2 separate regions of the Homo sapiens genome follow, and region 2 is linked to region 1. Evidence: read pairs that join two places in POLR2A ChIA-PET (ENCODE). Cell type or tissue: HepG2. All regions are shown on one strand. Links, peaks and the distances in the headings refer to the core of each region. The heading gives the core; the rest is flanking DNA. Region 1 overlaps LPP (LIM domain containing preferred translocation partner in lipoma). Region 2 overlaps LPP (LIM domain containing preferred translocation partner in lipoma).

Region 1 (15,400 bases), core at 8,467-10,966:
ATTATGGAAACAATAGTCACAATCGTTCGTCACAAAATCTCAAAATGCATGTGCATATATCAGATAATGCAATATTATGCAATGATTAAAATTTACATTTTGGGAATGTTTACAATACAGTGTTATGTAAAGAAAACAGAATAAAAATACACATAGATATACACAAACACACACAAAAAAAGAAAAAAAATAAACACACACAACCCTTCTTAAAAAAAGAGAACAGATTACCCAAATGTTTAAATTAGAACAATGATGTCCCTGGATGATGGACTCATTAGGGTTATTTTAATTTTCATCATACTTTTGTGCATTTAACTTTTTAAAAAGAGTCTATGTAACTTTCATAATTGAAAAAGAAATGTCTGTTCTGTTTTAGGGATGATAAAAGTCCCTTTGTTGAGATTACAAATAGGAAGGTATTTTTCTGTTTACAGAGTACTTTCATAGGCATTAACTCATCTGAGCCATTCAACAACTCAGAGAAAGGGGTTTGATGATGATCTCCAGAGACAGACAGCAGAGCGGTGAAGCTCATAACTCGAAATGTGACACAGGCAGACCTGGCTCAAGGCTTCCTGGTGCCCTACTGTCTTCTTTACAATGTCCATCCATTTTTCTCAAGAAAGGAGTTTTGTCTTAGTTTGCTTTCTAAAAGGGTTCCAAAACTGTTTTACTTCCCTCTCATCCCAAGGTCCAACATCCTATTTTTTTAAAAACAAGAACCAAGAATCAAAAAACAGATAGCCCACCCCAGATGCCTCACCTCACAGTGGGACGGGGAGACTATTCAAGAACTTTAAAATTCACTGTTGCTATTTTCGCATATTCATACAGCCAATTATCCTAACGGGACTTGTCCAACCTATTAAGGGGATATCCAGGCACAATTTTAAAAAAAGACACAGTCTGACCTAGAAAGGGAATCAGAGACGAAGATTCAAAAGCTGCTTAAGACGACGTAATGCTGAGGGAGAATTATAGTCAGCATCGAAGAAGCAACACAGCTCAAATGTGCCTGGTCTTGGAATGACTCACCGGTATTGCTGTGACGCTTTCCTGTCCCATTGATCAGACAGGTTTTTCCATTAGAATTTACTGACGACGTGCTCCCCAGTAAGTTGGTAAGATCAATTCTGTAGTTTTAAAATAAGGAAGATATGACTGAAATGTTAGAACACAGTCTCCACGCAGCACACACAAAAAAGCCCAGGGAGAGTCCGAGGCTGTGTGAAGGAAAAGTGGCCTCCCTTCTAGCTCAGCCCATGAGCAAGTTCACCCGTCTGTCTGCTCTGGGTTTTTTGATAAAGAGTTAACTGATTCTGATACAATCTGCTGCCTTATTAAGATGTAAGACACATAAGTTAGAGAGAGAGTGTGTGTATATGGGAAAAGTCTGGGCCTGCTTAGGGCCTGGGGCAAGAGTAGAAGCTAGGTCTTCATAAAAAGGCTGAAGCCTATAGAATAAGATGGAGCCTCATGACTGGCCTCATGGGGCTAAGCTTCCCTCTGCTCATGCAAACTTCTAGAACAGAACCCATCCCACACTGGGCAGAATAAATACTCATGATGGGAATGGGCCTGGGGTAGAAAGAAACAGATGGTCAGGACGCTGAGCTTTTGTTCCTTTATAGGATTGTTCAGCTTCCTCTCCAGCTGAGACCACACCCTTTTTGTGACCTTCTCACTCTTTTCATGCCCTGAGTGTGTCTTTTTCATCCTCATACCGATGGATTAAATGTCTTTTCAGAAAGCTTTCACTTTATGCACTGCAGGCCATAAGTAAATTGATACCCGTAAAGTTTGAGAAGGGGTACTCATGAGAAGCGCCTCACGAGAAGTGTGTGCCCTAGTCCAGACCCAAACATTTAGGGAGATGAGCTGAATTCTGGTAAAACCTCCCTAAGTGAGTCTTATCCACAGACTTAGGTGAGAACAATTGCTGTGTGGAGCAATCACCAACAATGGTATTTAAGAGAAGCAAAGGTAAAATAAGCAATGGGGTAGCCAGGCTAGTGCCCCCAGGAGGATCAGTGGCCAGTAGCCTGTGCTCATGGTGGACAAAGGGAGGGGGCCCAGAGAGTGACCAGGATAACAGAACGGCATCCATTCTGGACAAGGAAACAGAAAGCTGTTCCCAAGAAAAGAGAAGTGTGATCTGTCGAGGATTTCCAGAGAAGAGGATCCTATTAGGATCGTATCAGGAGCTCATTGGGCTTGCTACCACAATTGGGAAATTTGGGCAGGATTTGGGTTTGGAGAGATAGGTTTGCAAAGGATGTTCATTTCAGGAAGGCTATCAACCAATCTATACAATATATTCAGTTTATTAACTTGGAAAAAAGATAACAGTAGGTAAAAGTAGATGAGCACATTCTCTGTAAATTACTTTAATTATTGTTGAAACAATGATAGGCTCTGAAGAAACTTCCCATTGGAGAAAATTTGTCATAGGCTCCCAATTCAAAGATACATAATCCATCATGGCTACTACATTTCTATGACATATGTCTTTTGCCAAAATGAAGTAGTGAGCTCAACTAAGTACCTCTACCTGATCCCTTTGAATGTCAAAACCAAGTCCAATTCAGTTGTCTCATCAGTCTCTAGAAACATATCCTTATTGTTTCACTTCAATATGAAATGCTCAATATGAAATTAAGGATTAAGCTGGGTAATGAAACCTAGCCCCAGTGTCCTTTGATAATGACTTTTGTATTAATAGTTTCTTCATATATAAAATGGAAGGGGAAAGAAAAGATTTTAGTTAATAACCAAGATAGCTGTTCAGCTTGAATCACTATATAAACTACTGACTCACATTTTAAAACCTGATAGGCAATCTTTTGTTTTCTTTAAGCAACATATAGTCTCTCATTTGTACCATCAATCTATTCAATTCCTGATTTCCAAGAATCTTTTCTGCTTTATTCACAATTCCAAAAATAGAATTTATCTACTTGATTAGAGCCTCCCATCTATTGTAGTATTACGGAATTTATGTCTTTACCCCTTGGAATTTTTTACCCTACGACATTCTCTAAAACAGTATCTTGGAGGGAAGGAGTCTGAAATTTACAAGCAATGTCCAAAATTTGGCACTGAGGGGTGGTTGTTATTTCCGAAGTGGGGGCTGATTCTTGCACTATGGACCTTGGCAGTGTTACACAAGATTTGTTGACTCAAGGCTGAGTTATCTAAGTGTGTCCTTCAATTGGTGTTGCATAAGTAGATTAACCAGACTGAATTATAGATCGAATGACATCATTCCCTGCTCAGGAAACTGCCCCTGGTTTTTCACTTCCATATTGTGGCCCTGTCCTACCATTCTAGCCTCCCACTTTTTTCCCCTAAAGGAACTATGTTGACATTTGGGAAGAGTGTGGGGCAAGAAGCCTGGCACTGCAGAACGTCTCCTTTCTCCACTGCTTCTTCTCTTTTCTTGTTTGCCTCCCTCCCACTCCCTTGTTCTCAGATGAGGAGGCAGAGAGTTACCCAATTATTGAGTTTGGAGAAGAAACTGGCCATGTGTAACCCAGTCACTTCCTTCCAGTCTTTGTGAGTTACCTGACTGTTAGAGGCAGATCCTCCCTGCTCTTCATGGTTGGGAGCTTTATGCACAGTGTGCCCTAAATGGGAGTTATTGAGTGCAGGAGCTATCTGAGAGGAAGAGGGTAAATTTCATTCATGGGTGCTGCATTAGCAAGCCCAATGAGCTAATGTTCCACAACCTGGACATTATTGCCATCTGCCTCTGTGTGACTCCATTATTTTCAACTGGTTTCAATATAGGTAGGAGAGAATGAGAGAGAGAACAGCAAGTGGAGCTGGGAAAGGACTTGGTGACTAAGGCAGAGGCTAAATTCAGTTTCAATCAGCCTCCTAAATTATCACCTACTGTAACCACACTAAATGTGCACTATCTGATACCTGGATACATCCCTGCCTCTGCTTTTGCTCACACTCTTCAGTCAGCCTAGAACTACCTTCCCAAACCCTTACCTCTTCCTACCCTAACCTCCAGCCTTCTCAGACGGGGCCAACCTCTGGGATTCCTCCATCCCCCGAATCCTCACTTATCTTTTTCAAGCATTTTTGTCTTTATCACTCTGGAGTTACACAGACATTTTTAAGTCAAATCTCTATAAGACTCCAAGCTCCTGAATTGTCAAGGGCCAAGTCTCATTTATCTCCAAATCCTCCTTCTCATCCTTCCCCCAGTGGACCAAGTTAAACATTTAGTGGGAACTTATTATGTGCCGGCATGAAACGAAGAGCATTATATTCACGATCTTGCTTAACCTTTCCTAGGAAATAGGTACAGTCATCAGTCTCTAGATGGAACAGGGTCTGTGCTCAAAGGAATTCATCATTCCAGGCACACCTTGCTGCCTCTGGTGTAGGGAAACTTAAAGACTTGAGGCAGACTGGCAGATGTGGTGAAAGTGAGGCTCAGGAAGGCTATGTGCATTTCAAAACTGACTGTTCTATCTTCACTGCCTTAACCTTCACCTACACTGCCCCTGGGTTTAAGAAAAAAATAATTCTCACTTAAAAACAAAATAAAGGCTGGGCACGGGGCTCATATCTATAATCCAAGCGCTTTGGGAGGCTGAGGCTCACTTCAGCTCAGGAGTTCAACACCAAGCTGGGCGACATAGCAAGACCCCATCTCTACAGAAATTTTGTAGGTGGGCACAGTGGTGCATGCCTGTTGTTCCAGGTTACTCGGGAGGCTGAGGCGGGAGGATTGCTTGAGCCCAAGAGGCTGAGGCTGCAGTGAGCTGTGATCACACCACTGCACTCCAGCCTGGGCTACAGAGTGAGACCCTGTCTCTAAAAAATAAAATAACAAAAAAACAAAAATGGGAAGATGAGGAAAATAAAAGTCCAAATGGTCACTGCTCAACGAAGGGCCTAATTGCTCAATGTGAACAAAACTCTTCATCCCCAATCTTTGCTCTGAAAACAGAGGTCTGGATGACTGTGGTTTTGTCACTAGATGAATAGCGAGCCCTGAGGATTGTTAGAATTACAAGGCCCAGACCAGATCCACTCAAATATAGCTGGAAGCTTTCTAGTAACTCTAACCGTGCATGGGGAATGAGCTGCTCAGAGAAGTGAGTCACTTACTGGAATCTGTGCTGCCTGCATTACTCAGCTGATATTAATACACCCACTTGTTCATTAAAGTTTAATTGGAGTTCATGTGAATTGGTTTCACCGGATACTTAATCAAAGAGAACTGTTTGTGTACGAACCGTTCAAATACAAAGCTAGCAACACAGCTCTCCTTCAGCCTCTACACACGTCCACCGGCTGCTCTTTTAATTCTGTTGACACAATAAGTGAGTCAGAGAAGGTGGGACAATGACCCTGATGGAGGATGGGAAAAGCTGTCTATACTCAAACACAAAACAAGAGTAAATGAAAAAATCCTTTGTGAGAAGCCAGCCACAGTTCTCTAAACCCATCAGCTACAGTCAGACACTGGCCAGGACTCGAACGGCACCTCCTAAGCGGGAGCTTGTTCCTTCTAGTTTCTTTCTGGGGCTCATTATCAAAGCTGCAGGTCTCCTCTATTCCCTGGGCACCTGTTTTCTAGCTGTACATCTTTATTTTTAAAATGGGTGGATAAGAAAATTAACTATCATTCAACATAATCACACATTTCTCTTGTGCTGACAAGCAAACCATGAACACAATCCCTAATGCCTATTTATACAATCAGGACTGTCAGTACCCTGTTATTTCTTATCAGATATCTCATTAATCAACATTTGAGAAAGTATAAATTTTTAAAGCTTCTGAGAAAAAAACGTGCATGAAGTTAGGTGGAAATATACTTGCTTCGGTTTGGTGGCTCTAGTTGTGTTACCACTTTTTCCTTAAGTGTGTTCACCATTGTTAAGCATGCATGACTTATTTACCAAAAACAAATCAATATGAGTTTAAAACTTGGCACTATGCACTATTTTGAATCCCTGAAGCAATCCTCAGAGAATAGATTAAAGGGAAATCCACTTTTTAAAACAGGTTTATTGAGATATAATTTACATACAATTCACCCATTTAAAGTTTACGGTTCTGTTTTTAGTATTTCACAGTGTTGTGCAATCATCACCACCATATAAAGAGCATTTTCAGCATCCCAAAAAGAAACTCACAGTTATTAGCAATCACTACCTATCCTCTACCCCAACCCTGCCGGCAACCACTACTTTCTATCGCTACAGACTCTATAGATTTGCCTATTGTGGGCTTTTCACATAAATGGAATCATATAATATGTGGTCTTTCATAACTGGCTTTTTTTTTTTTTTTTTTTTTTTTTTTGACAGAGTTTGGCTCTGTCACCCAGGCTGGAGGGCAGATCTCGGCTCACTGCAACCTCCACCTCCCGGGTTCAAGCCATTCTCCTGCCTCACCATCCTGAGTAGCTGGGATTACAGGCACACACTACTACGCCCAACTGATTTTTGTATTTTTAGTAGAGACGGGGGTTTCACCATGTTGTCCAGACTGGTCTCGAACTCCTGACCTCAAGTGATTCACCCACCTCGGTCTCCCAAAGTGCTGAGATTACAAGCATGAGCCATGGTGCCCGGCCTTGTAACTGGCTTCTTTCACTTTGCCATAATGTTTTCAAGGTTCATCCATGTTGTAGTCCATATCAGTACTTTATTCCTTTCACTGCTGAACAATATCCCATTTTATTTTATGCCACATTTTGCTTTTCCATTCAGCCAATCTACTTCTTAAAAATAAAATAACCTCCCATCTACCAAATAATAGCAAGTGTTTTGATAGATATTAATTCTCAGTTTGACATATATTTTGCTTATCCCTTCGATGATCCACTCATGACTGTCCAATTATCCATGTTTAAAAAGTGAGCTTTGCATTAGACAATTCTCAACAGTGGAATGAGGTGGCAGTACCTTATAACCTAAGCCATTCTACATGTAAAACTCATCAAGATGGTAAGTTTATTGTTTCAGTATACAAAGAGCTCTCGCTAACATGATATAGCTAGATTGTGGGCTCCCCACGTTAGGAGCCATAGTTACAGAGCCCCAGGCGGGCAGGCTTAGAATATACTAGAGGAACAACATCCAAAACCATCTCTCTCTCAAGAAAAACCACATTTTCTGCTTCTTAAGATATTAAACCCAACCACTTAGTAATAAATACCTATAATGTGCTGTGCGCCACCATTATAATTAATAAGATATGAGACCAGTCCTCCAGAGTTCAAAATCTAGCAGAAGAGACATATAGAATGAGTCAATGCCAGCTCAAATAAAATTAACGGTATGAGAGAAACTCAGAGAAGGGAATCTTCCATTTGTTATGTCTCACTTGTAATGCTGGTGATTTCATTTCTAACCTTGTTTGTAGAGTTGGAGCTAATTATTACACAGTAGAGACAGTACATAGACTTCCATGAGAATGTAGAATCTATACAAGTTGATCCTTACTGGGGGCATAAATCACACCAATAAAATTACCAGATGACGTAGACCTCAAAAGAAACCATCAAAAATGGAAAGTCAAGGGGTCAAGGAGGTCATCTGTCAAAAGAGAAACACTTTCTGCCTCCTTATAAAGCATGCTTTTCAAGACACTATCAGGAAGCTGGTAATTCACTGAGAATTGCCACCTAAGAAACCATGTAGTGTAAATAAAAGAAATAGATTTCCAAAACCTATGTCAGGTAAACCATACTCTAGTACATGATGCTAATAATACAGCACTAGGCTTATTGGGTACCATGTGTGTAAGAGATTCAAAGGCATTTTCCAAAGAGAATTCAATCCTTCCCACCTCCCAAGCAAGTATAGTGCAGACCCTTAAGTCATCAGGAAACTTAAGAGCATATTCCATCCCTCTTGCTCTATATTCTGACGACATGTCCAGTCTTCCAGATAAAGGCACTCTGCAATCAGAACTAGATGTTTGAGTCATGCTTCTGTTTTTTGGAGTGTAGAGGTATTGACCACCTTAGATCCAACTCATGAAACAGATTAAGTTTTCACACAGTCCAAAAATAATTGATATGCTTAATGAGAACTTATTTCACTTAAAATTTCTACCAGCATGAAACCCTCTGTAATATGCCCATCCAGTTTGTACATCAGTAGAAGTGCTCCTCTTTAAATTCATATAGCAAGTTTGCACATCCTGTTTCCTAATTACCTCATGCAAAAAAGGAATTGTACCTTCACTTCTCTTGTTCATTAAAGCAAGGTTCACGAAATGCTTTGACATTTGATTTTTGAAAAACACATGCTGGTTTAACCGAAGGTCCTAGAGACTCATTGCTGTTTAAACTTGGGGAGAAACAAGATGGTATCAAATCACAGTTAACTTTTTAACTGATCTGTTTAAAGAAAATTAAAATGGGCATTTTTAAGATATATTACAACTCTATATAATCTGACAGTACTTGGTAAGAATTACCTCCTTACAATCAAATCAGGGTGGTGGAGCAGAAAGCACCCTAGAGTCAAATGTTCTGGGTTTGCATCCAGAACTGCTTTAAGAAAACTTATTTCACTTCTCTGAACCACAGATCCACCATTTCTAAAAGGGAAATAATGATAAACCCTGCCTTGCCTACATCATAGAGATGTCATAAAGCACACATAAGAAAATGGGTACTTAAGTGTTTTGAAAGCTACAAGCCCCCCACACAAGGTAAGGTATCATCTTAATGTCCTTTCTCTTTTTTTTTTTTTTTTTTTGAGACAGAGTCTCGCTCTGTCGCCCAGGCTGGAGTGCAGTGGCATGATCTCAGCTCACTGCAAGCTCCGCCTCCTGGGTTCACACCATTATCCTGCCTCAGCCTCCCGAGTAGCTGGGACTACAGGCGCCCACCACCATGCCCGGCTAATTTTTTTTTCTTTCTATTTTTAGTAGAGATGGGGTTTCACCGTGTTAGCCAGGATGGTCTCGATCTCCTGACCTCGTGATCCACCCGCCTGGGCCTGCCAAAGTGCTGGGATTACAGGCGAGAGCCACCACGCCCGGCCAATGTCCTTTCTTATAAAGACATTCTTAATGACATGAAAAACACTTTAGCCTTTCTGTTTATATTTTGAATAAGCCAAAGAAACATCTCAAAATCAACACTACCAATTCCAGGAAGTTTCACAAACACACACGCACACATACACACACAGGCTTTATAAAGATAATTGTTGTTTGGGACAAGAAGCCCAAGAAAGTAAAAGATTCTGAAGAATTGTTCGTCTTAGAGTTCACCTCAGCAACACATCTTTAAAATTAAGTATCATTCAGTGTATTCTTACTCTTTGAAGGTGGGTGAAATACATATGTTAGAATGTATTACCTTTCAAAAAGTGGTATGCCAAATTCCCACCCACCTCCTTCTGATGCTACAGAAACAGTCCAAGGAAGAGGTGGCCCCATTATATCAATGCTTTCTAGAGAAGAGGGAAATGGGAGAGAGCTCTGAGGACAGACCCAGGCATGTGCAGACTGAGGAAAGACAGAACTTGCCCGGAAGACACAGAAAAAATACCAACCAGCAGGCCACCTTTGACCAGTGAATTGACCCTCAGTAGCCACATGGCAACATTCCACTAGGGCAGCTTATCAAGGATGCGGATGCATTCCATTCCCCACACACTCTGTCATCTGAAGTTTACTCGTTCAGATAAACAAAGGTCAAGGACAGAGAAGCCAAGAACTTTTCCAAGGTCATTAGTAGCTGTGTAAATACAACTCCTATGTTCTAAACTAAACTTGCTGATGCTCTTGGAGTGAAGAGGCCGGGAACATGAACAGTCCTAAACTATTCACTGTGTACCTGTCCTTCTCGGTGGCTGTAGTATAATGGAATAGTAAGTGCTACCACTGAAGCACGGCATGCTGTGTGCCAAGCATTGTTCTACATGCTCTACGCATTCTAACTTTGTTAATCCTCACAAGGACCCTATGATGTAAGCCCATTTTATAGATGAAGAAAGTACAGCACTAGAAGTGAAGTTGTTTGTCCAAGGTCACATGATATTATGTGGTAGGATGGATCCAAACCCAAGCAATGTGGCTTCGGCATCTGTCCCTAAACAGTACACAAAACTGCATGTTGAACCGGGCATGGTGGCTCACGTCTGTAATCCCAGCACTTTGGGAGGCTAAGGCAGTCAGACCACTTGAAGTCAGGAGATCGAGACCAGCTTGGCCAACATGGTGAAACCTCGTCTCTATTAAAAATACAAAATAAATTAGTCGGGCATGGTGGCATGCGCCTATAGTCCCAGCTACTCGGGAGGCTGAGGAAGGAGAATCACTTGAACCCGGGAGGCCAAGGTTGCGCCACTGCACTCCATCCTGGGCGATAGGGTAAGACTCCGTCTCAAAAAAAAAACCCTGCATGTTTATGAGCACTTCCAAGATAGGGTGAACTCCCACCATGAACTAGGTACCTTTGCAGACACTCACATACATTTTGTAATTTATTCTCATTATGATATTGAGAGAAAGATTTTATAATCCTTTATTCACAGGAAGACACCGAAATCCTAAGAGGTCCTTAAATTGAGGATTTTACAAACACTAAGAAGCATAGTAGGGTTTGAACACCTGTCTGATTTCAAGTTCCATTTTCTCTCTAAACATCCAGGTTCTGCATGAGTTCTGAGGTTCTCTAATCATCATTAGCACTATCTGTCTACGTATGTACCTGCTTATTCGTTTTTTGCCAAGTGGTACCATGAAAAAAACATGTGTTTACAGGGAGACCACAGCAGTTCTACCACTTACCAGCTGAATGACTTGGACAAGTTACTTAGTCTCAATTTCCTCATCTAATGATGAGAACAATAATAACAGTACTGACTATTATCTCAGATCATATTTCATATGATTGTTAAAAAATTACATGAGATGATGTATGTAAAATACAAGAGTGAACATCACATAAGTGCTCAATATTTAGTCAATAAATAATTGAGTGAATTTAAATTTCAATGATGTAACATAAGCAAAAATCCTACTAGAGTTCCTGTTCTAGAATATTCTGTCAAAACCAAGAACATTATTAATGTATCGTTAGTATCCTCTCTAATAGTTTAAACATGTCTTGGGGCTCATAGCCACGTCTGAGCTAGTCTGTAAAACACACAGTGGCCAGCACAGAGCCTTGGATTTTAGACGTGCTATGATTCAATGATTGTATGATCTTTGTTTGAATTTACTGAGAAAAGAAAATCTAAAATGCTAAAATAACTCCTCTCAAAGCTTAGAAGCTTCAGTTGTCCATTTTCACTCAAAACTTTATTCTCAATTTGAAAATTATTACCCATAATTGAAGCCTAAAACCCACTAAAAGGCATCAATTTAATGTTATTTATTTCTGATACATTTCCTAAGAAATAAGGAAGAAAAATGATTTCCCAATCTCCATATTTTAAAATCTTATCTCTATCTTCCCTACAAAAACTTATAACATCATTTATTTTGTTCCAGGTCCTTAACAGATGGTAATCACAAGTGCTTTCCTGATACAGTTGCTAGCTAGAGGGGCGGGGGGGTGGGGGTGGGGGGTGGGGGGTGGAGAGAGAGAGAGAGATTGATTTTAAGAGGCTATTTGGCATCAAGAGAAGTTCATGTGGCAGAAGTATTTCAACCCGGACATCAAATGAAAAACAAATGCAAGAGTACATAATTAACTTTTAGGAAAAGAAAAAGTATGTATGTATGCATAGATGTGTGTGCATAGGTGTGCACGTATGTGTATAGACAGGTGTAGATACACAGATCTGTGTGTATGTGTGTGTGTGTGCACGTGTACATATGGAAAAGGCCAAGGCTCCACCAGGAGCTCTGGACAACGACGTGAAGGGGAGCAATGCTGAGACAGGACTGGAGGCTGGAAGACTAGTTTTTACACCTCCACTTTGCCACTCAACTGCCTCATCTGGAACAAGTCATTTCAACTTGGTTTTCTATTTCTAAGAATGGAGACCTCACGGGACTGGTGTGAGGTTTGAGCAACAAACGAGATCTGAAAGTGTTTTGGAAATGTGTGTACAAGCATAAAGGGACGTTACTACCCGTTTGTTCCAATGCCAAGGAGAGCAACTTTTTGTCTGAGCCAATGTCGCTCACAAGTGGAATCTATTCCCATCACAGCCTGCTTTCGGCAAAGGAAGAAGGGATGTGGACAATTTTCCAAAGAGGCAATGCTTTCTAATTTCTCTATTATTTCCAAAACAAAAAAGCCAAATCTTTCTCCCACTTTTGTTTTTCAAAATAAAAATAAATTATAACCCTAACTTGCTAATAAATGCAGGCTGGAGCTGTCCTTAAGTAAAAGCTTTTGATAACAAATTGCCTGCACTAAATGCTATTTTACTGCTGATTTTTTTATTGTTGCTTAAGCACAGCAATTATGCTAATAAGCCTGGGAGGATGGTACATCCAGCATTGAATCTGACAGATAAAATACTCAATAAAATGCTAATCTCACCTGAAAATTGGAATCAGACAGCCTTATTAGTATTTATGAATATGGCATCTTAAACATGTTTTTTCAGAGATGAATATATATGAAATCAATGTTGTCTCCTAATACAGCCTGCCATTTCTAGGCCTCTATGTGCTCTAAATTCAAGGTGACGATTACTCCTTGCCTTTACTTAGCTTCTTGCCAGAGAAAAAAAGAACTTATTGGCCATCACTACTACATAAAGAATGAAGCAATAAAATGCTTCTTTTTTTCCTTCATCCACCTTCCTACCTCTCTCCTCACCCCACCTCCGCCAGTCCCCCGAAAAAGGGAAGGTAAGAACTGTCTGTCTGAGCAAAGAAAGAAGGCAGATTTGACAGCAACGAGAACCATTTGTCAAACCATCTGGCTTCTCTCTTCACCTGACAGGAGGGAAGAGTGAAGTGTCAGAAAGAGCAGGGAATTGAGAATCCAAAGAGCTGGCTTTTAGTCTTGATTTTGCCATTTCCTCGATGTGTGACCTTGCCAGACCTCAGTTTCTTAAATAGAGACCTTCTGGAGCCCACTGTTTATGTCTCTATGAGAAGCCTCCATGGGCTGCATTAACACACGGGGCGGGGGATGGCAAGCCCCAGTATCCATGAACACTTGAATATTATAAGCCAAGGGAGATATGAGGCTGGTGGAAACTTGTAATTTTTAAACTTGTGCTTTGGCCAGGCGCAGTGGCTCACGCCTGTAATCCCAGCACTTCGGGAAGCCGAGGTGGGGGGATCACTTGAGGTCAGGAGTTTGAGACCAGGCTGGCCAACATGGTGAAACCCCATCTCTAAGAAAAATACAAAAATTAGCCAGGTGTGGTGATGGGTGCCTGTAATCCCAGCTACTTGGGAGGCTGAGACAGGAGAATTGCTTGAAGCTGGGAGGAGGAGGTTGCAGTGAGCCAAGACAGCACCATCGCACTCCAGCCTGGGCAACAAGAGAGAAATCCCATCTCAAAAATATAAAAAATAAACAGGTAAATAAAAATAAAAATAAACCTGTGCTTTGTCTTACATGGTCTCCTCTTACTATTAATGTGTCCTCGATTTTGAAATATATACCCCTAATGTATATTTGAAATATATATCCTCCATATATGCTTGAAATGGTCCAGGCTTAATATTAGAGGCCTTGGACAGCAAGCAAAAACAGAATGGCTCATTTACCAGCCATCCTCATAAAGTTAGCTGGCTTTCCTTTTTAGTATCAATACATTTATTTGGGGAGGGAACACAGAAGTGAGATGCCCATTTTAAATTTCAGAAACTAACAGTATCTGAATATTGTATTATTATTTACAAAAAATAAGAAGTTCTCTTCTTTAATTTCCACACTAAACCCCATAAAGCAGTAACAGAGAAAATACTGTTCTCCAGAAGTTGCCATGAATTAGGAAATAGAGGATCCGAGAGGACTTTCTCATCCACCTAGAGTAAGTGGGTTCTGGGGTCAGGACAAGCAGTTTTGCCTTCTGACTAATTCCAGCATGCTGCCAAACACACCACAGCATCCTCTGGGTCATAAGCATGTTGAGTCACTCAAACCTAAAATATCCAAGGAGCAATTCCCTGCTCAACACAAGGAGAGAGGAATGGAAGCCTCCATGACCACAGCAGCACTTGTGTCAGAGACTTCTCCCACCCCTTCAAGACCTCAGAGAGTTTCCAGAAAGTATGACTTCCTCTGGGAAAGTCCCAGGCATGGACAAATCAGGCCCACACTAAATAATGGAATCTGACACGTTGTGACAAGGACGGGCACAGATCTCAGAATCCAATTCATTCCAGGGCCCTTGGAAAGTCACTTCCCTCTATAAGCCCATTTCCGCCTCCATATAAGTGGGTCTTTTCAAGACCAAAGAGGTACCTCAGCCACCAGAAGAAGGGAGAAAAAAGACAAAATGTGCTCCAAAAATACAAAGAGTTCGGTACAGCTTACAAAGGGTCTTCCCATTGCTTTCTGGAGGTAGTGTCCACAATGCAGACAAAGCTGAACTATCCCCAACTTTTGGGTAAAGAAACAAAGACCAAGAAACTCAGAAATTCTCCCAGGATAAACAGCAAGCTAGGAAATCCTCAAACCAAAGTGATACTTAATGCACAGCTGTTGGGGGTTGTGGGAGGGAGGCTGTTGGTGCTGGTGCTTTGCACAGGGCAGAATATTAAAAAGGAGGCCAGAAACAGTGGCTCATGCCTGTAATCCCAGCACTTTGGGAGGTCGAGTCAGGCTGACCACTTGAGCTTAGGAATTCAAAGCCAGCCTAGGCAACATAGTGAGACCCCATCTCAACAAAGAAAAACTTTTCTAATTAGCTGGCATGATGGCACATACCTGTAATCCCAGCTACTCAGGATTGAGCCCAGGAGTTCAAGACTGCAGTGAGCCATGATCACACCACTGCACTCCACCCTGGACAGCACAGTGAGACCCAGTCTCAGGAAATAAAAAAGAGGAGTTAGTAGATTCTACATTCAGTAACCATACTATCCAAGACACCCCACCCTGCAAAAGGAGAAGATATGGGGATTACCATAATATCAGAGATGTGCACAACCCACGGGAGAGAAACAATTTACCACCTCTCTCTAACGCTTCACATATATAGAAACAGAATCCAAGTCTGTATACCCCTTTATCTTTATTATCCTACGACCAACAATACAACTTGCAAAGCACTATCACAATAAATTTATCAAGCAGAAATCACTATCTTCTAATTTACAGAGGAAAAAGCTGAGGCACTAAGAAGTTGATTGATCTGCCCAATTCACATGGGTCTCTAAAAGCAGGGCCGGGACTCACAACCAGGGCCCCTGACCTCACATGCCCTGTTTGTTCATTTTTTTTTTCTTCACTTGCTTATGCCCCCTCTGAATTGCC
Region 2 (15,400 bases), core at 6,296-8,795, 410 kb before region 1:
CAACACAGTGCTAATATCTGCACTAAAATCCTTGACATCTGTGACTCTCTTGTCCTTCCTAGGAACCCGTGAGCCCCATGAGGGCAGAGCCTCTGCATTTGGGTGTCCTGAACACCCAGCACAGTAGCAGGCACAGAGAAGGTGCTTGAGAAATGTTTAAAGCACGGAACAATAAAGGACAGTTCTTTTCACTAGTCCTTTGCCTCTTGATTTCATCTTGCTGGTAAGAAGTGCATCCTGGCTCTGGAGTGCATGTTTTTAACCACTATCCACAGAGCAGTTCTCATGGCATGTGATCTCAATGTGCAAGGGCTCATTATAGACAATAACGTTCTTAGCCTTTAGCCGGACATTGACAGCCTTCCCTAGATTGGTCCTAACCTACTACTTGAACCTTATTTCCCAATATTTGCTACTTCTCACGTGGACACTTCACTCCAGTGGTTTTATTCCCTGTTATGTCAAAAACTCCCCTCATGAGAAATGACTTCACTTCTCTACTATCTTCCTACTTCCAAATCTCAATTAGCACAATTTTAAAGACTTACTCAAAGGCTAAGTATTCCATAAATACTTTTCCATTTCTCTCTCTTGATTTTCTCTTTCCTTTTTCTGAATTCTCAAAGAACACTTGGTGAACATTGATTAAGTCACTTGTCACTTTCTGCCTTGTGCTTATAACACCATAACTCTGTACACATATCCTATTAGACTATAAGAACTTCAAAGGTAAGACCCACATCTACCCCCACCACCACCTAGCAGAGCAGCCTGAATATTACCATAGGCACTTTTTTTTTTGTTTTCTACATAACGTAAATTTTCTTTAAATAATCCTGGCCTCAACTTATATTTTGTTAATTCTGTGTACCTAGAAGAGAATGCTCATCTCTTATTTCCCATCTGTCCAAAGCTAATCTCCACCATAAACACTCTTCTAAATATGTAGCCTGGCTAGCTTTCCCCATCTTTTACAGTGTGGTGTGTAAATGTACAGATCTGCATTCTAATTCAGTTCTGCAATGTATTAGCTGTTGACATTAGGCAAATTAATATTTCTGTGCCTTAATTTCAAAATCTGAAAATGATAATAGTATCTATTTCACAGGGTTATGTTTTCCTATAAGAGTGAAATGAGTTAATTCCTATAATGTAAATAAAATATAGTGCTGCCATATCATAAGCACTCAATAAAAGTTAGCCATTTTTCCAAATTCTCAAATGGTTATTCATCCCCATTTGGCAATGATTACTTACCAGTGACATACGTTCTATTGTTGCTAGGAACTTAAACTTAAATTGAGCATTATTAATGGATTTTTAACGAGCATATCTTATGTCTTAAATAAACTATAAGCCCCAAGAGCATGGGAGAACCTTGAGTATTGTATTGAGCATATTCTACATGCCAAGAACTTGGCTAAGTGCTTTGTATAAATATTTCATCCATTTCTTAAAACAACAGTATAAGCTAGTTATTATTCCCATATTACAGATAAAACAAAACAAAAATGAAGGTTTAGAGGGAATAATACTTGTTCAAGTTTTCTAAGCTACTAAGTAGTAGAGCTTGGACAGTTCTTGAAGGGAAAGGTAATAATTTATATCTGTTTCCCAGAGTGTTCAATATATATTCATTCATGCAATTAGCATCTATGTTCAGTTTTTTTTTTGTGGCAATATATTTTGTTGCTATGATATTTGAAGCATATATACTTGGTAAGTCAGCTTTTCCTTTTTAATAGGACCTAAATACAGAGACCTTATTTTTCACTTTTAAAAAATGTATTTTAGACCCCATTATAAACCCTCCTCACATGGCAATGACAAGAGCATTAATAAACTTTTTGTGTATTTTGATGTAACTAGAAACCTTCGTGGATTTTCTATGTTTTGTTTTACTGTTCTCCATGCATTGTTGTTAATCTCCATCAATTTATGTTTAGCTTTATTGTTATACTTTAGATTAAGGATGTTTGTACATTGAACTTATTACTGTTGAAAGAAATGCTAGAGAACATTTGCCCCAACCGTTGATATAGTGAGGTGGGAAATGGGGCTCAGGCAGATGGGTGACATGCCAGTATTGCTTGGCCAGCGAGGGACAGAGAAGAGACCACAACCAGATGTTTCATTCCCACTCTTTTTGCTCTTTTAGCTAAGCTAAACTGCCACCCCAACACAAATAAAAGCCAGGGTTTTCATATCCTAATACCTCCTACTTCATCTACTGTGTGTTTTTGGACTGGTGTGGTCAGTTGACCTGTCATTACATATTCCCATATAGGAGCAAAAAAGACATGAAAATAGAAAATATTTGAAGAAGCAAAAATCCTGTGCAATTTCCCCATCTTTGTGCCTTTACTAATACTGTTCCCCAAATGTCGTTTCTCTATTTGTCCTTAAAGCAGTGCCACTCAAAAAGTGGTCCATGGATGGGTGTCTAAGAAATGCTTATCACCCTGGATGAGATAAATACAGGAACAAAGGATTAATATTTAGAAACTAGTATAAAAATTTAAAAGAGTAATTCGTTAACAGTTAACTCTAATAATGATAAAATTTCATCTTCCATTTTATTTTGTGTCTTTTATTTCCCTAGTAATTAATTTTAACTGACTCAACAAAAATACTGGTCTCCAACAGATTGGGAGGAAAATGGTCTTCTACCACAGAAAATGTGAAAGGCACTGGTTTAAAGGGCTCAGATTCAAGTGCCACCAATTCTTTACCAAAGTATTCCGGATGCTCCTAATAAATGGAGCTTTTAAAACTTCTGGCCGGGCGCAGTGGCTCACACCTGTAATCCCAGCACTTTGGGAGGCTGAGGCGGGTGGATCACCTGAGGTCAGGAGTTCAAGACCAGCCTGGCCAACATGGCGAAACCTCGTCTCTACTAAAAATACAAAAACTAGCCAGGTGTGGCGGTGGGCACCTGTAATCCCAGCTACTCGGGAGGCTGAGGCAGGAGAATTGCTCAAAATCCGGAGGTGGAGGTTGCAGTGAGCCAAGATCACGCCAGTATACTCTAGCCTGGGTGACAGAGCAAGGCTCTGTCTCAAAAATAAATAAAATAAAATAAAATAAAAATAAAATTTGCAACAATTGACCTAAGCCTTCTCATGTCTTTTATCACTTTCTACCTAGACTAGTAATTATTTGTATGCTTGTCTTACCTCTTTCTGAACAATTTTAACCTCACTGAGGACAGGTTATGCGTCCACAGAACCTCACAATCGGCATATAATTCATAAATTTGCATTATATTCATGGATTGGAAGGATTAACCATTCCTAGTTATTAACAAGTTTGAAGAGGGGAAAATTAAAACTACAAAGAAAACATCATTTCTTCAACTGAGATAGAAAAAAAAATTAAGAGTACAATCTGGAAATTGGATATCAGACAATATCCAATTCCACATTTTTTACTTGAATCTTTAGACCAGTGAGAAATGGGAACATACACAGAAATCCTATTTCTGCCTAATGGGAAGCTAATAAGTTGTCAAAAAATGTCTTCTTTTTTAAAACAAAAAACAAAAACAAAAACAAAAAACAAAAAAACAGGGTCTCACTCTGTTGTCCAGGCTGGAGTGCAGTGGCACAACCACAGCTCACTGAGCCACAGCTCACTGCAGCCTCGACCTCCCAGGCTCAGGTGATTCTCCAGCCTCAGCCTTCTGAGTAGCTGGGACTGCAGGCACATGCCACCACACTCAGCTAATTTTTGTATTTTTAATGGAGACAGGGTCTCCCCATGTTGCCTAGACTGGTAAAAAATAAGTCTCAACAATAAAATTTGTATCTAAGGAAACTCTAAGGACCACTGAAATTTTAGTATAAGCTAAGTAGACATCACATCTATGGCAGTCTTGCAAATGCAAATCCTACAATTACTTAGTTGTGCGGGGATGTATATCAACTCTCATGCATCTGGACTCAAATACTTTACCAGTGGAGCTGATAATAGTTCCAATTACTAAGGAAGGAAATCAGAGCAAGATAGTTACTTCAGAAGTCAGCTCTAGGCCCCACTCACCAAAGTATTCGTCAGCAGGTGGATTTTCCATGTCATACAGCATCTTTTTGGTCAGGTGCTCAAGCTCATCCTCTGGGCGGAATGAAGGGGCAACTGACGAAGGCCCCAGTTGCCCTGAATGGCCACCCTGAAAGGCAGAAAGCACACAGTCCTTTAATTGCCACCTAGACCATCAACCAAGGCAGTCAGCCTAAACAAGCAGCGATTGCACTGGAGAGGAAAAAGCACTGGACGTGGCTGTCAGGAGACCTGGGTTTTAGAATTAGTTTTATCACTTATTCAGTGGCTAACCTTGGACACATCTCTTTACTCATTTGCCTTATCTAGATGAGTCATCTATCAGGCTTTAGAAATCCATGTTTACAATAGGAAGAATCTATTTTGTTCAACAATTGCTAAGTAATCACTATTTGCTGTTATACATTTATGAGAAAAATAAATTGAGTCTTTCTTTCTTATGAACCTTACAGTGAAGTGAGAGATACAGGCACATTAATAATTAAAGAAAAACAGCTGCAGGAAGAGCAAAATAAGGGTATAAGGTGGGACCTCTCGCATAGCCCGCGACGGACTTCCTGAAGAGAGGGAGCAGAGCAGGCTAGGCCTTATTCAGCTAAAAGGGAGAAAACATACAGGTAGAAGTTTCTCACACTCAGGTGAAAAAAGTCAAGCAGCATAAAGAGCTTGTGGAAGTTGTGTACTTCGGGACCACATATAAACTTTGAGATAGGAAATGAGATAAATCTTATCGAGTACAGGAGTCCAGAAAGCGAACATTTTGGTTCTAGTTCTTTTGTTCCAGTTAAGGAAGTTGAGTAATTTCATTTTTCCAGCACTGCAAACAGCCAGATTTCAAATAGTGATGATAAGTCAGTAGCATTGACACTGGGTTGGTGTTGAAATGGGTGGGTGAGAGCAAAGCTACGAGGATGTGAAGACATACAGAGCAAAATGATGGACTTTGGGGCTTTGGCGCGGCCAGGTTGGGCAGGGGGGCAGGGATCAAAGACTCCATATAAAATGTATAGTCTTTTATCCCTCATCCCCTGTACCCATATGGGACATGCAGGGCCACTGGGGCCTTTGTCTATTCCCCCTTCATTCCACCCTTATGGGTACAGTGTACACTGCTTGGGTGATGGGTGCACTAAAATCTCAGAATTCACCACTATAGAACCCATCCATGTAACCAAAACTCACATGTACCCCAAAACATACTGCAGTAAAAAAAAAATTAAAAAATAAATAGGCGGGCGAGCCAGAATTATAGCAATGCAAGAGAATCAAATATCAATTGAGAGAGTACTTGAGATCATCAATGAAGAATAAAAAGTATGTAAAAAAGGAATAAAGGCCATATACTAGATTTAAAGTAGCTTTGTGCTATGTGATTAAAAGGGAATTTATCACATTTTCCATTGCCTATAAATTTGACCATTTCTAATATCTCACCCCAACATTCTTAATAAAAGTGTGATAAAAACAGAAATGCTATTATTTAAATTTAGAACTGATGATGATGTCTGCCATGAGTAATGGGCAGAGATGTGGGTTGGGAATGCTCTTGCCTTGATATTTATGCATTGTTAAAATAGTTGGCCAAAAGGTTCTCTTTTCAGAATGTTTACAAGAGTAAGTTCAACAAAACTGAAAGCTACATATTCATTCTCCTATTATCTTCACTACACCAAGTGAGCTCTTGGACGTGAAAATCCTGTAAAGTACAAATCTCTGAACACATGCTATCATTCCCAACATTTACTACAACTCCAAGATGGGTATTAATCATTTGTGTGATGTCTAAAGCGTTAAATGTCTTCTAAACATAGTCAAGAAGGTTGATTGGTACCTATTTGGCCTTTTCTCTAAAATAATTTCCATTTTTTTTGGTTTCCCAAAATATACAGACATTTGAAGTACAGACACGCAGAAGGCTGAAAAGGCCAAAAATATTTTATGCTGGTCACTAACCTTAGCCTGAGACTTTATTGCATTGTTGAACAATTTGGATTAGAGATGAGACAGTGATGAGTAAACTATGGCATATGCTCAGGTTACAGACAAAAAAAATTGAGTTGCTTGCCAGGATCTGAAGAACCATTATGCTAATCTCCTCTTTGTGAGACAGGGAAACTGAGAGCCCCCCAAAAATCAGGGAGGGCTAGTTTTGATAAAGTCAGGACAAGAGCTCATCCTTGACTGACTTATTTATTAGCAAACATTAAAGGTTAAACTTAGGACCTCCTCTGAACTGTAAACATTACCTGTCATATGAGGATTAGAGAAGCTACTGAATTATTCAGTTATTCTTTTGTTTATTGTTTTATCCACTCATTCTTACAGGGTTTATTTTGTGTACCTTCTGTAAGAACCCAGGAGGGACATGAAGATATATTACACACAACCTTTGTTTTTGAGAGTTTTGCAGTCTAGTGGGGGTAAGAAACATGCACAAATGATTAATTATAAAAAGCACAGGTCGGGCACAGTGGCTTACATCAGTAATCCCAGCATCTTGGGAAATCAAGGCTGGCAGATCACTTGAGGCCAGAAGTTCGAGACCAGCCTAGCCAAAACTGTGAAACCCCGTATCTACTAAAAACACAAAAATTAGCCAGGTGTGATAATGCACGCCTGTAATCCCAGCTACTCAGGAGGCTGGGGCATGAAAATCGCTTGAACCCGGTGGTACAGTTTGAGCCAAGATCGTGCCACTGCATTCCAACCTTGGTGACAGAGGGAGATTCTATTTTCCCCCCACACAAAAAAAGAAAAAATTAAAAAAAATTATATATATATATAGCATAGTATATTGATAGGTATTTGCATAAACATGAATATTGGATGAATGGTTGCCAGTATTGTTAAACTTTAAATTGCATACATGTGACTTGCTTCCAGGAAAATTGTACAGAAGTACTCATACAAGTGAATAAAATTAAATGACGAAGGTTGGTCACAGGAGCCATATTTGAGAGGAGGAACAAGGACTAACAAGGTAAACTAACCAGCAAAAGAATCACCTAAATAGACAATGACAGATACGTACATTGTAAATCTATGGAACAAGCCTGCAAAGATGAACAAGACATGTTTCATAAAGAACAAATCCAACTGCAGAATAGGATAAAGTAACTACAGTTTATTTACAGGTCTATATAAAGACCAGGTACGGAAATGTTAAAGGAGATTCTTTCTAGCAGGTGGAATCTTAGGGGACTTTCACTTTCTACATTTGTTTCTTTATTGTACAGCAAGTAGTTCTACTTTTGTAATCCATGAATATAAATCTTTTTAAACATGATGACTTCAAGTGATAAAGATATGCTAGACATGACCCGCTATCCTGGAGCTTCCAACCCAGGCCAAGTGAAGGACCCTGAGAGGAGCACAGTTTCAAAGTTGAGACGTAGTTTGGTGTGAGTGGGAAAAACTACAAGTGGTTCAGTATTTCGGTCTGGACAGGTGGAAAAATAGGAAGGGTCAGTTAATTACTGCTTCCATGCCATGCTGAGATGTTTAGGGCTTCTCGGTGAGCTAGGGGCTCCAGGCCTTGGGTAAGAACGTGGACAAGTCTCAAAATCTAATGTGTTAAACTGTCTTTTGACAAAACAACAACAACAACAACAACAACAAAACAGGTATCTGCAGTGTACACAAAATTTACTTACAATTTCAAGAAGTTCACAGACCACGGGGAATATATTTGCATGTTCTCAATTAGGAACATCCAGGCATTAGAAACCACGGTAAGTGTTTTTAGAAGAGTGTTCTAATCATATTTAGAAAGTTCCCGCTGAAGTAGAGGGTGAATGGGAGAGCAGCAAGACTGAAATGAGATGGTGAGTTTATCTAATATACTGGTGGCCAGAGATAAAGGAATACATTATACGGCAGTATCATTAAGGTTAGAGACAGAGATTTGACTATGACCTTCACTTGGCATCCTTAGGTGAGCTTGTCAACCTTTCATAACTTCAGGTTCTCTTCTATCAATGGACTTGCCAGTGGTACCTCACAGTCTCTGTAAGAATTAAAGTGAGATAACCCACATTTCATGATAAATAGAGTTTAACTACTTTCAGACAATTGTAACAAAGAGGATCTCTTTGAATCTCTCAAACTGCCTCTGAGGGAGTGGATTATTACAGTTCAGGTAGTGGAATTGAAAATGAGGTTGGGAAGTGACCTACACCTTTTCTCCAGGCTTGCAATACAGGGAGACCTTGAGCCCAAAATATGGTGTCACCTGTCTCCAAGTGCCATGCATTTTTTCCCCAAGCAAACGATGCTTCCCACAGAGAGTGCTAGAAAAGTATAAAATATTACCTCTAATAATAATGGTGCAAGTTGTTTTAATTAAGCCAAACGACTGTTAGAGAAAACTTGATAATTCCTGTCTTCAGTCTTAGGATGGACCCTCAGAGAACAGACACAATTTATCATTGTCTCAACCTAATATCAGTTTCCCTTTCAATATAGACAAGGCAGCAAGAAGGCCGATCCTGTCCTTTATAAATCTAAGCCAGAAATTTAGATTCTACCCCTAGCACTTACATTTCAAGTATAAATCTAATTTCAAAGTACTTACCTTGTCAATATTTCACAGATTTTGAGAAAAACGTTATCATTCTTTTTGTTCTCTGAATACTCTATTTGCTTGCTATGCTGTTTCTGAAATAACACTTGGAAAGGCTATTTTCTGTTAGATTCTACTCTTTTATCTAATGCTAATTATGGATTCCTGTTTTTTTCTTATGATGAAAGATTCTGAGAGACCATTTCTTTCAGTATTTCTGAAGTTTATTTGGCTAGAGAACAGCCTCCACCTCCACTCCACGGCTGTCACTAACCCAGTGCAGAATACTTAACACCTGTGGAATACACCATGGAGAAACACAGGGTTCCTCCGTTAAGAGTTGTCTCTTACACCAAAGAAGACAGCTTAAAACTTTCAGTGTTCGAGCCTAGAAGCAGTAATCCAGTACTATTCTTACTGTCATAATCAGAGACCTACTCTAATACCTCTCTCTCGATAGTGTTTAGGGCTCAATACCTCCTAAGAAAAATGAACAACTGTGTCCAACTTATTTGTTAATAAGCAACTTCTAGCATATTGTATGGGTAATAAAACACGATTGAATATTTGTGGTGGGAGGTGCTGAAAGGGAATAGTTTGTGTTATTTTTGTTTCTCGTTTCTTCAGAAGTAGAAGTGTGAGTTGTATCAGCAACATATTCACTGTAGCATATTAATTCCTCATGTTTGCAAGACCCTTTTCAAGATGCCTACTTTCACAGATGTGAAATCTCAAATGCCTACACAACAGCCCTGTATGACATGTAATCCTATTTCTGGATGAGAAAATAGAGACTTAAGAAGATAAGTGAGCAACCTTGTAGAGGTACCGCTGCTTAAAAACAGCAGAACGTTGAAACTGGGGTGTGCTGAGTTGGGCATACTTCTTCACTGCAATGCCTCTCGGGGTTTTGATATCATTGTCTCCAAGACTTTCTAGTTCTCTTACTGTGCGGCTGTTTGGATTTTAGTCTGAGTCTATTATCTAAGCAAAGATTTCTTTTATCAGAGTGGAGGTTTGCTGCCAAATAGCAAAACAAAGACATTGTGAAGCAAACCTTTCTCTTAAAAAAAGACATTCTTGTAAGTATCAATCTTAATCACTAATATGTTTGTTTCTGAAATACCCGAATCTCTTACTAAAGGCAAGTTAACGTTATATGATCCACAGGTGAGTTACTGAGCGACAGATTTTAGAGGACTCCGTCAAAATTGTCTTAACATAAATCTCCTACGGGATTACCAAGTGCCAAGAACTTTAAGTATAAAGACAAATTATTCAGAGATCCTGTCTCTAACAACTCACAGTTTGGGAAGAAAGAGACATGAAAATAGGCAATTACAATAAAGTCTAAGCTCTAAAACACAGGTATGAATTCAGTGTTCTGAGACGGAAGAAGGCTGCCAAAAAAAGATGACCTGTAGTTTGATCTTGAAGAATAAATTGCGTACAACAGCCGGAAAAAAAAAAAAAAGAAGAAGAAGAAGAAAAGAAAGAAGGAAGAAAGTTAAAGGCATTTCAGGAGGAACATGTATATCTAAAAAACTGTTAAGAGGAAAGGCTGGGCGTGGTGGCTTACGCCTATAATCCCAGCACTTTGGGAGGCTGAGGGAGGCGGATCACGAGGTCAGGAAATCGAGACCATCCTAGCTAACATGGTGAAATCCCACCTCTACTAAAAATACAAAAAATTAGCCGGGCATGGTGGCGGGTGCCTGGTGTCTGTAGTCCCAGCTACTCTGGAGGCTGAGGCAGAAGAATTGCTTGAACCCAGGAGGCAGAGGTTGCAGTGAGCCCAGATCACATCATTGCATTCCAGCCTGGGCGACAGAGCGAGACTCTGTCTCAAAAAAAAAAAAAAAAAAAAAAAGGGAAAAAAACAGAACTAGGATGAGAAAAGAGAAGTAAGATATGGTCAATGCCAAGCCTGTTTTAAGTAATGGGAAGTCATTATGAGATTTAAAAATGGGAGCTGAGTTTTTATGAAAGTCATGCTTCTGAAGTAAGTGTATTGGCAAACATCTTCTAACACCAAGACCACTGACACTTTCAAAAAAAAAAAACGCAGCCAGATATCGTGGCATTCTGAGCAATTTAGTGGCTAATATGCTTTAAAAAGGACTGATGTTTACTAAGCATGGCAGAGCCTGCTAACTGCTCACCAAAATCCATTTCCTCCTCTTGCTGGGCACACTGCTAGACTACATTTCCCATGCTCCTTGCAGTTAGATGTGGCCTTGTGAGGCACAGGAAGGATGGAGACTGGGCCCTGAACTACCACATGGAGATAAGTCACTCGCTGGCCAGGCTGACCTGCCTTACGGCAATACAATATGCTCAAAGGTTAATCGTTGAAAGTCATGGGAAATTGAATGCTTTATATTCTTTCTATGTTTCTGTATTTTCCCTTCTTAAAATAAAGATTTTTTTTTTTTCAGCTGAAAATTATCTAAAACTGGTTCTTCTTTGCCATTCCTCTTTTCTTGCTAGGGGCCCAGGTGATTGTCATTCAAGAAAATACTTAATATGAAGCCAAATTTACAGCCAAATCTGGGTCTAAATCCCTGGTAAACATTATGGGTGGGACTATGCAGTAATGAAGACTTGCTTCTGAAACAAAATGTACACATGAATAGGACCCTTGATGAAGAAGGAAACTCCACTAGATTAAGAATAACATACATAACAGTATCTGTCATATTCATATAACACTTCATGGTATTTGATTATACATTTACATAGAAACCCATAAATACAGAAGACCTGACTATTCAGAATATCTTTAATCTTAGTTCTGCCTTTAAGTTGTCCAGTGATTTTGCTCAAATCATTTCCATTTTCTGAGCCTCAGTTTCTTTATGTGTAACATGTTATTTTCAAAGCTTCCTTTGGTTCTACTCTATCATTTTTTTGTGCCCATTTGTGCCCATAGTATGCAAGACACATATCATTACCAATCTTTAGAGTGAAATCACAGATATTCATATTTACAGATCCTTTGTAGTCTATAAAAATAGACACACTGAGTAAGTGGAAACCTCATTATGACAGAGATTTCCATTTATGAGAGGACTTAAGCCAGTTGTCAGCATCCCCTGAAACATCCAGAACTTCATTCAGCATTCTGAATCTGAGTAAGCAATGGGCAGGTCACAGGGTTTCTGCAGCCTACTGAACTTTCACTACACTTGGGGCATGAAATCAAGAACACACAAAGGTTAATCACCTTATCATCCCACTGCCCCTTTTCTGAGTGGAGAAGAAAAATATCCATCATCCTTTCTAAAGGAAAAAGGAAGCATGGGAAACAGCCCGCACTAAGGTGCAAATGGCTCCCAGGAAAACACCACACCATCTTGCATCTTTGTTACTACAATTTACCTACTTTAACCTGTGTGCTAAGGATCCAATTTACAAAATGGATACCCACTATCTGTCGCAATGTCAGCCCCCTGAGTTCCTCTGGGGCTGACCTTGGCGTGATCATTTTTCTTTCTTGAGTGCTTACCTGCTGTTGATTTCTTTGTTACATGGTGTTAGATAACTCAAATTTACTGCAAATCTGAACCTTACCAGAAAAGCACCGCTCAGGCGGATAAAACACCGGGAAAAGGCAGCCAAGATATTCAAAAAGATTACATGATAATGAATACTCTATCACTCTGGGTACCAGAGCTGCTCATTTTTCTTGTCCATTTGTAGTGATGTACAAGAGGTTCCTTCCCTCAGAGGGAAAATAACTTCAATTATGTGTTCTTGAAAAAAAAGAAACATTGAAATTATCTTCTTTTCAAAAGGTAGAATTAGCCCCGTTTTAGAGCTGAAAGCCTGCCAGAAAAAATATATTTCTGATATTTTCGTTCTTTTCCCCCCTTCTATTTAGCTGTGTCAAGTCTGCAGTTTGCAATTTCCTGTGGCTGCTTCTACTTTTTGACTCTCACTGAATTATACTCTACTCTCAACATCTCACTGCTTAAATGGAAGGAGAACCCCTTCTGGCCAGGGGCAGATGATTTGCTGGATACCTCTTCTGTTTCAGGTTAAAAGCGATGGCCACAGAGAAGGAAAGAAGTGGAAGGTGGATACCTGACTATCTGAATTGAAATCTTCTAAATGAACACTCCTCACAGCTCCTTGGGATTAGAAAAGCATGCTCTTGGTTCTTCTATTCTTATGTTCCATTTTATTGAAGAATGAATTTTAAGGACACAAAGAGGAAGACCCAGAAATTTTGACTTTAAAAGTTTGATTCTTGCTTTGAAACTCATCCCAGTTGATCTTCAACTTTCGAAATCTTGATTTTCTTAAAATCTCTACTTCCTCATATTCCCTTTCTCATGCCATGCATCGATGCCCATAAAATGCCTTTTCTTAAACCAAATTTGGAGTCATAGCCAAGGATGGATGATTCTGAATTACAGACAGGAGGAGTTGTTGGAAGAGTTACTGCAGCTGGGAAAAGGCCTGGGCATCCAGTCAGGGGGCCCTGGTCTCTGCACACAAGGGTTTTATCTAGGCTGAGCTGGGGGAAAGTGAGGTCTCTCCACACCCACCTCTCTCCGTCTCCACGTGTCAAGGCAGCTATAATAGTGCCTGGGCTTGGAGCATCTGGCTCTTAGGCCTGATGTCTAAGATACTACTTAAGTTCTCCAGTGATTTCTTTTTCTATTGTTGATTTTCTCATATATAAACTGGAGAATAATAATATCTGATTCATATGAAGAAGCTTTGTAACATATTAAATATCAAATAGATGTCAGTTATAATTATCAAGAGGGACAACTTAGAAACCACTAACAAAGATGATTTTCTTCTTGGAAGCAGAATGTTTGCAGAATGAGATCTCTCCAGTAACTCTCCACTTTTCCATCTGCTGATAAAGGACTTCAGTGTAGTGTACCCGAATTTCACATTAATTGTTGCTTTAGCAAGGGATGTAATTACTCTGAGTACTTTTTAGCTACAAATCTTGAAATTCATGCCATTTGGTGAACGTATGCCTTGCTGCCTCTCCAACTATTAATTCTTGTACAGTCTCGCCTTTAGGACCAAAAGACAAATAGTAAAGTAAAGCTCATGCTTGGCTATTTAGAGCAGAGCAGCCTCCCTTAGGCTTCGGCAGACAAGGTACAACCACTGATGTTATCCTGCCGGGTAGGCAAGAAGTAAGAAAAGCGAGTCGCAGAGCAGAAGCGCCAAATCCTCAGAGTCGAGGAGAATCTAGGTCAAAGATCTCCTGCCAACCTTATTCACAGTTCTCATTTCAGGGTTCCTTCCCTCTAAACCTCCATGCGGGCCCTCCGTAAAGGAGAAAGCGAGTTTTCTCGGTGGGGTGAGAAGATCTCTATTTGTGTGAAACTAAAAGAACCTATTTCCACAATGTTATGGCTAAAACATACACTCAGTTTTTCCCATTAATTAGGCTTTATGGATGTTATATATTAGAGATTTGACATAATAAAGGCAAGAGAATTCCAAGACATTATTTCCATTGGATGGCTTCACCTAGGCAAGACCCATGACCTAAAAGTTTGATGAATAGAATGAACCATTATTCAAGGTTGGGTTTTCAAACTAAAACCATATTTTGGCCTTTGCTGTGCCCCACATGCCTGGCAGTGACTCCAGGCACACGTTTCATCTTCATTTGGTTGCCTGGAAGAATGCAATGGGCTAGTTGCTCTAATGTCGGGAAAAAAAGGTTTTATCACCATGCACAGCTTTCTATGCATTGTCCCATAGAAAAACTATCCTCAATTACAAGCTACAGTTTTAATAAAGCACTATCAAAAAGACGGCACAGAGTTTCGGTTGCCACGGCTCCAGCCCTGACTGGTTCTAATTTCCTGTCTGCTCAAAATAAGATTTTATTAATCTGTTATTTTAGATACTTGGATTGTCATAATTCTTGCCATTATAGTGCCAAAAAATAAGAAGATATGAAAATAGTACATCTGATAATTACAAATGTATAAAAATATATATGCAAAAGGGCCAGTATATGTTAGCCTATGTAAGTATTATCAAACAGCTACTAGAAGTGAATATATCCAAATGTTAACAAGACTTATGTCAGGATTGTGATATTATGATTAATTTGAGTTTTTCTCTTTATAATTTTAAAATTATCTAAACAGAATATTATAAAAATGGATAGCTCTTAGAAAATAACAGGAAACATACTTTATAAAACATGGGGTTCCAGACTTTTCTTTAGTATTTTCAGGTATGAACCTAGGAGAGATTGGAGAGCCCAAAGTGTGGACAAGTTGCTGATAAAAATAAGGCACCTAGATTTTCAGTCTGATATGCATAAAAACACTTTCCTACTGTACAAGCTGTTTCTGTCTAGTGGGCTTGACAGATGCCTGAACGTGACACAAGACACTGAAATAACATGCAAATCAGTTTTCGGTTTTAATATGCAAATATGACGCTTGGCACATCACTTTCCATGGCGAGGTAAATTTCTGTTTTTGAGTTTTTCGTGGGAAATGCAAACCAGCAAACAAATGGTTAACTCCCCATCTTTCACCTAACACAAGGTGGTTTTCATTTGAGTCAGAGCGGTTCTGGCTCAGCAATCCAAGACACTTAGGATGCAAAGAAAGGGCATGTGTTTTGTTCAATAACAATGCCACCCTAGGCAAGCAATCCTACCTTCTGACAGACACACCGATCACACTGAATTTTTGGGCCTCAGCAGGGAGGCAGACAAAGTGCCTAAGTGAAAATAACAAGAACATGTTTTTTTGCTTGACCAGTGAAAATCAAATCAAA

Evidence for each region. ChIA-PET counts read pairs that join two places held together with the same protein. Peaks named below come from ENCODE experiments on the same cell type or tissue, not always from the same donor. Only the 100,000 strongest peaks of a DNase experiment are listed, where the experiment ranks them.
Region 2: POLR2A ChIA-PET joins it to region 1 with 9 read pairs; 2 of 35 experiments call an interaction of 5 or more read pairs at or near these places.

Annotation. Positions count from the first base shown.
Region 1 is chr3:188,284,993-188,300,392 of GRCh38, reverse strand. All of the region lies in intron 2 of LPP (LIM domain containing preferred translocation partner in lipoma), which reads right to left. Among named protein-coding and RNA genes, the nearest start is that of FLJ42393, 110 kb to the right of the region's middle. RefSeq lists a silencer at 9,458-9,752 and an enhancer at 9,458-9,752. In HepG2, for the core only: no CTCF peak of the experiment used is centred there; a DNase peak (open chromatin) is centred at 9,642.
Region 2 is chr3:188,697,035-188,712,434 of GRCh38, reverse strand. It overlaps LPP (LIM domain containing preferred translocation partner in lipoma), which reads right to left. Exons shown (of 12, transcript NM_001375462.1): 8 at 4,042-4,168. Among named protein-coding and RNA genes, the nearest start is that of MIR28, 16 kb to the right of the region's middle. In HepG2, for the core only: no CTCF peak of the experiment used is centred there; no DNase peak of the experiment used is centred there.